2 separate regions of the Homo sapiens genome follow, and region 1 is linked to region 2. A link is a contact called in ENCODE Hi-C or POLR2A ChIA-PET data. All regions are on one chromosome and are shown on one strand. Each heading gives the region's core, a stretch centred on a gene start or an enhancer-like site at or near the end of the contact. The rest is flanking DNA. Distances are from core to core; before and after follow the strand shown.

Region 1 (3,378 bases), core at 10-2,509, 41 kb before region 2:
TTGAGCCTGGGAGATCAAGGCCGCAGTGAGCTCTGATTATGCCATTGCACTGCAGCTGAGGGCACAGAGCTGAGGCCCTGTCTCAAAAGAAAAAAATTGTGTAAAAGAGCAAAATAATTTCATTTTCAAATATGTTTTTTTGCATTTTTATTTTACTGGCTGCTTTGTTCCTAATGATACTCCTCTGGAAGCAATGGCTTAGAGCAGTGAATCGCAACTCCAGTCACCTGGGGACTTATTTAAAAAATAAACAAATACTATAAATAAAACTGCTATCCAGGCCATGCCCTCAAAAATTTGAGTTCAGTTGTCTGGAGCGGGCTCCAGAATCTGAACTTGTGAAGCTCCCAAGTGATTGTAGTGCTGCTGTGGTTGAGAACCACTGGCTTAGGGTGTAGAACGGAGCAGTAGACCCATTGTTTTCTATCAGTCTTACGTGGAACCTTGATACATGTATATAAAATAGAAAAGGAGCATTTCGTTAGTATAAATTGTTATTTAAAAAAATTTTTTTTTGGCTGGGCACGGTGGCTCACGCCTGTAATTCCAGCACTTTGGGAGGCCGAGGTGGGTGGATCACCTGAGGTCAGGAGTTCGAGATCAGCCTGGCCAGCATGACGAAACCCCATCTCTACTAAAAATACAAAAAATTAGCCAGGCATGGTGGCTTGTGCCTGTAGTCCCAGCTCCTTGGGAGGCTGAGGCAGGAGAATCACTGGAACCCAGGAGGCGGAGGTTGCAGTGAGCCAAGATTGCACCACTGCACTCCAGTCTGGGCAACAGAGCGAGACTTCATCTCAAAAACAAAATAAAAAATAAATATTTGTTGTTGTTGTTGTTCTTGTTGAGATGAGGTCTTATTATGTTGCCCAGGCTGGTCTCAAACTCCAGGCCTCAAGTGACCCTCCCGCCTTGACCTCCCAAAGTGCTGGAATTACAGTTATTAGTATAAACTTATAAGTTTGGATTTATAATAATGGTAAAGGCAATTTCTGAGAATGAGGTATATGAGTTTTCAAAAACACCAAATTATATTCATTTAAAAACACGGCTGGGAAAGATACAGTCCCACTTTAGGATAGTGATTAACTGCCCTGGGAATGATAGTGAGATGGCCTTCATTGCCTCTTTTTTTGAGACAGAGTCTCACCCGGCTACTTTCTGTATTTTTAGTAGAGATGGGGTTTCGTCATGTTGGCCAGGCTGGTCTCGAACTCCTGACCTCAAGTGATCCGCCTGCCTTGGCCTTCCAGAGTGCTGGGATTACAGGCATGAGCCACCTCGCCTGGCCCGTTGCCTTGTGTTTTGAGATGGAGTCTTGCTCTGCCACCCAGGCTGGAGTGCAGTGGCACGATCATAGCTCACTGCAGCCTTAAACTCCTGGGCAATCAATCAAGTGATCTTTTTGCTTCAGCCACCCCAGTAGCTGGGACTATAGGCACACTCCACTGCACCTGGGTAATCTTAAAATTTTTTTGTAGAGATTAAGGTCTCACTTTGTTGCCTAGACTGATCTTGAACTCCTGACTTCAAACAAACCATCCATCTCAGCCTCCAGAAGTGTTGGGACTACAGGCGTGAGCCACCATGCGTGGCTCATTGTTTTTCTTAAAACAGAAAAAAACAGTCCGACGTCAGTAGTACTTAACTATTGACATTGGATAAATCCAGGAAATTGCCTGTTATGTTATTATCTGTACTTTTCTGTATGTTTGAAATAGGTTGTAAATAAAAATAAAAGTTAAACCTAATTGGGCTGATACAATGAACAAAACATTGAAAATTGGGGCATGTACGTGGCATTCAAAGTCTTACGACAGTCTGAGCACCTAGTTTATTTCCAAGTTGTGTTCTGGCTGCTCATAAAGAGCATTCTCATTGGCACAGTTCTTAGCATGTGGACCTTTTTTTTTTTTTTTTTAAACAGATCATCTATTAAAAAAAACTCTGGATGCTCTTCAGGGAAACAGCTGTCAAGCTTTATTCTGTTGTGCACAAAAATGAGTTAATCTGGGGTTAGCACAAGTTACTGTGTTGATGATTTCTGGTATCTTAATATTTGGTGTGAAACATTTTTGTTGCTGCTTTTTAAAAAATTCAGGCAAAATATACATCTAAAATTATTAAACATTTTTAAGTGCACCAGTGGCATTAAAATACATTCTTGGTTTTGCACAACTGTCACTACTAATTTTCAGAACCTTTCCATCATTCCAAATAGAAATTCTGGACTCATTGAAGAGTTACTCCCCACTCCCTTGCTCGTGGCCCTTGGTAACCTCTACTTTACTTTCTGTTTCTATGCATTTGCCTAGCCTAGGCACTTCATAAAAATGGATTTTTTTTTTAATGTGTGGCTTATGTTACTTACTGTAATGTTTTCAAGGTTCGTCTCTGTTATAGCATGTTTCAGAATTTCATTTCTTTTTTAAGGGTGAATGTTTTATGGTATGAATAGTAAATATTTGTTTTTCCAGTCATCTGTTGATGGACATTTGGGTTGTTTTTACCTTCTGGCTATTGTGAATGCTGCTGTGAACCCTGGTGTATAAAAATGTGTTCAAGTTGCTACTTTCAGGTCTTTTGGGTGTATATCTAGAAGTGGAATTCCTGGATCATATAATAATTATATGTTTAATTTTTTGAGGAACTACCAAGCTGTTTTCCATAGCAACTGTACCATTTTACATTTTCTATTAAATTAATTAACTTACTTTTTTTTTTTTTGAGACGGAGTCTCACTGGACTGGAATGCAGTGGCGTGATCTCGGCTCACTGCAACCTCCGCCTCCTGGGTTCAAGCGATTCTCCTGCCTCAGCCTCCCGAGTAGCTGGGACTACAGGTGCGCGTCACCACGCTCAGCTAATTTTTGTATTTTTAGTAGAGATGGTGTTTCACCATGTTGGCCAGGCTGGTCTCGAACTCCTGACCTCAGGTGATCCGCCTGCCTCGGCCTCCCAAAGTGCTGGGATTACAGGTGTGAGCCACCGCACGCACTGCCCATTTTCTATTTTATTTTTAATAAAATCCAAATCTGGTACAACCATTTTACATTTTCATAAGTGACTGGAAGCTTCTCATTTCTCCATATCCAAAAACTTGTTATTTCCATTTCTTTTGATAGCAGCCATCCTTATGGGTGTGAGTGGTATCTTACTGTGGATTTTTTTTTTTTTGAAACAGAGTTTCGCTCTTGTTGCCCAAGCTGGAGTGCAGTGGCATAATCTCAGCTCACTGCAATCTCTGCCTCCTGGGTTCAAGTGATTCTCCTGCCTCAGCCTCCCAAGTAGCTGGGATTACAGACGTCTGCTACCACACCCGGCTAGTTTTTTGTATTTTTAGTGGAGATGGTATTTCACCATGTTGGCCAGGCTGGT
Region 2 (3,313 bases), core at 336-2,835:
TTTTTATCTCACACCATCCCATGTGTAAGGGAAAAAACCCAGAAATCGGCACAACTTCATAGTTTGTCTCCCTTCCCCAACCACACAGTGAGCTGCTTTACCAGACACCTTCCTAGAATGGAGGGGCTGGAGGAACTGACCATCAGCCCACAGCAGTTCCTTATTATCAGGGGTTCTTAGCTCATTCAGAGAAACCAAAGGAAAATGCCTCTAAATTATTTTCAAAGGGTCCATGAAACTCCTTTGCCCTATCAAAGAGCAGTCCTACTAAGAATACCTCAGGGTAGACCCTAAGGATGAGCCCTGCCTTGCAGTCACAAAGCTCAGCCACCATGTTTCTCAGACAAGGAGTAAGAGCAAGGACCAAGCAGGAGGAGGTTTGCAGAGCAAATGCTTAGGGTTTACGAAATGGAATAAACGGTCATGTCCAGCAGGCTGGATACAGGATTGTGCCTAGGGATTGGTGCGGGGGATGCTCCTATGAATAGGGACCCAAGAATTGTCACAACCAAAAAACACCCATAGTGTATATTTTAAAAACTTATTAGCAAAATGCCTTGTGATCATGCCCTTATTAGCTGATTAGCTGTTTCTAACTTTTGCCAAACCATGGCATAAGTGGCTAAGCCAGAATGCTCTGGAAACCAGACTGCCAGGGTTTCAATCCCGGCTTTATCCAGCTGTGTGATTCGGTAAGTTTCTGTACTCAGGAATAAGAGTGTGAACCTGTTTGATTCTCAAAGACTGCATGAATAGTATTTAGGCACAGTTTTGGGGTGGGGGTCATTGAGGGGAAAGGAAAAGTAGAGTAGAAAAATGAACTACTTTAGAACAACAAGGCTAACAGGCAAAAGCAATGAATCAAGAAAAAAAAAATCATGTGGTATTCTAGGCTGAGCACACGTTTATCTCCCACAATGAGAATCCATTAATGACAGCAAAGAGGAGAGGGAGGTCAGCAGTAGGGAGTTTCTGACACAGCAAAGTGGATACACATGAATCCTGAAAGGTGACCTCGCAAAGTGGAAGCCAGGGCCCTGAACACCAGCAAGACAGGCCAGTGGGGATAGGAGCTCATCTGCCCCCTGGAACACTGGAATGGAGAGGCTCCAATGGGGAACCCTAGCAGCCTACCTCAAGAACTGTTGTGGCCCACAAGAGCCAGGGCTGTAAAAAGAAATCCAGGGGCAGAGTGGAAGGCACGCCATGTAATACCCAGGATGAAAAAGAAAGCTAATAAAAGTCCAGAAAAACCACCATGAGAAAGTCAGGATCCAAACAGAACACAAGCTAAAATGGGGAGTACCTTTGAGCAACTGATGAAATATGAGGAGCAAACTCCATTCCATTTGACCTTAACCTTACGAACATTCATTCTCTCTTGAGGGATGCAGAAGTCAAGACATGAGGAGAGGGAAATGTAATCTTTGCACACTGCTTGACACAGCATTAAGCCCAGTTCACACTGTCATAACAAGTGTTTATCAGCTTCACCTTTTAAAAGGGAACTACAGATAATGCACAGAAAACAACTGGAAATATCTCCTTCAACAATGTGAAAGTGAAAGCAGAACCCAGCAATTAGCAAGCCTGAGAGGCAGAGGGTAGGGACACATCTTCGTTGTCAACGCTGAGGATTCAAGAGACATTGACAAAGATGATTAAATATTTTTAAAAAACAAAATGCTATTACAGATGCTCCTCAACTTACGATGGGGTCACATCCTGATAAACTCACCATAAACTGAAAATATCATAAGTTAAAATGCATTTTAATACACTTAACCGACCCACCATCCTAGCTCAGTCTAGCCTACTTCAAACATGCTCAGAACGCTTACATTCACCTACAGCTGGGCAAAATCACCTAACACAAAACCAATTTAATAATGAAGAGTTGAGGCCATGTGTGGTAGCTCAAGCCAGTAATCCCAGCACTTTGTGAGACCCAGGTAGGCAGTTCACTTGAGGCCAGGAGTTCGAGACCAGCCTGGCCAACATGGTGAAACCCCCGTCTCTACTAAAAAATACAAAAAATTAGCTCGGCATGGTGGTGTGCACCTGTAGTCCCAGCTACTTGGGAGGCTGAGACAGGAGAATTGCTTGAACCTGGGAGATGGAGGTTGCAGTGAGCTGAGATCGTGCCAATGCACTACAGCCTGGGTAGGAGAGTTAGACTCCGTCTCAAATAAATAAATAAATAAATAAATAAATAAATAAATAAATAAATAAAGTAAATTGGAAAGCAGCTATGCTCACCACTATACCAACGTGGCCAACATGGTGAAACTGTCTCTACTAAAAATACAAAAATTAGCCAAGCATGGTGGAAGGTGCCTGTAATCCCAGCTACTCAGGAGGCTGAGGCAGGAGAATTGCTTGAAACCAGGAGGCAGAGGTTGCAGTGAGCTGAGATTGCACCACTGTACTCCAGCCTGGGCGGCAGAGCAAGACTCCCTCTCAACAACAACAAAGTTAAATTTAAAAAAAATGAATTCTACCACATGTATGTAATAGTTTGATTAAATGCCAATCTGATTATGCCTCAGAAGTAAGGAAAAGTACCATTTTTACTTATCAAAATGGCAACCAAATAATGCCCAGTGTAGGTAAAGGTGTGTTAAAGAAACTGACATGAACTTTGCACAAGAAAATTGGCTCTAATTCCACCTTCAGGAACTAAAAATTGATGCATAAAGATGTTCATCTCAAGAGTTGTCTACAAAATCAGAAAACCTCCAAGACATCCAGCAATGACTACAATTACATAATCTGGTAATGATATATCCTAATGATAAATCACATATATCCACTGAATGTTTACCAAGTAAATATGGTTTAAAAAAATTACAAAACTATATACAGAATGATCTCAAATGAACCAAAATGCTTAATGTAGGTAGGAATATGAATTATTTTTAATTTTTAAATATTTTTTCTTTATTTTCCAAGTTTCCCACAAAGAAAATACATTTAAAATAAAAAGTCGGTGGCCAGATGTGGTGGCTCACACCTGTACTCCCAGCACTTTGGGAGGCCGAGGCAGGTGGATCACTTGAGGTCAGGAGTTTGAGACCAGCCTGACAAAACATGGTGAAACCCTGTCTCTACTAAAAATACAAAAGTTAGCTGGGCGTGGTGGCGCGTGCCTGTAATTCCAGCTACTCGGGAGGCTGAGGCTGGGGAATCACTTGAAACCAGGAGGTGGAGGTTGCAGTGAGCCGAGATCACGCCTCTGCACTTCAGCCTGGGCTGAGCAAGACTCCATCTCAAAAAAATAAATACATAAAAATAATTTAAAAACTCAATTATT

The links. Hi-C counts contacts between places; a loop is a spot of excess contacts on that map. ChIA-PET counts read pairs that join two places held with the same protein, here RNA polymerase II (POLR2A). Pooled maps may share reads with other maps.
Region 1: a loop to region 2 is called in a map of astrocyte of the cerebellum, with 4 times the contacts of the local background. The contact joins two enhancer-like sites. A Hi-C loop is called at or near these places in 2 of 168 maps with a recorded cell type or tissue (astrocyte of the cerebellum and endothelial cell of hepatic sinusoid) and 1 of 50 pooled maps. POLR2A ChIA-PET finds 5 or more read pairs at or near these places in 9 of 52 experiments (AG04449, GM12878, MCF 10A and 5 more).

What each region holds. Positions count from the first base shown.
Region 1 is chr20:49,139,526-49,142,903 of GRCh38, reverse strand. All of the region lies in intron 5 of STAU1 (staufen double-stranded RNA binding protein 1), which reads left to right. Among named protein-coding and RNA genes, the nearest start is that of STAU1, 47 kb to the left of the region's middle. Within about 2 kb of position 1,259, at least 2 of the 41 ENCODE cell types and tissues checked have a DNase peak (open chromatin) inside an H3K27ac peak, as active enhancers do.
Region 2 is chr20:49,099,388-49,102,700 of GRCh38, reverse strand. No RefSeq gene overlaps it. Among named protein-coding and RNA genes, the nearest start is that of CSE1L, 55 kb to the right of the region's middle. Within about 2 kb of position 1,585, at least 2 of the 41 ENCODE cell types and tissues checked have a DNase peak (open chromatin) inside an H3K27ac peak, as active enhancers do.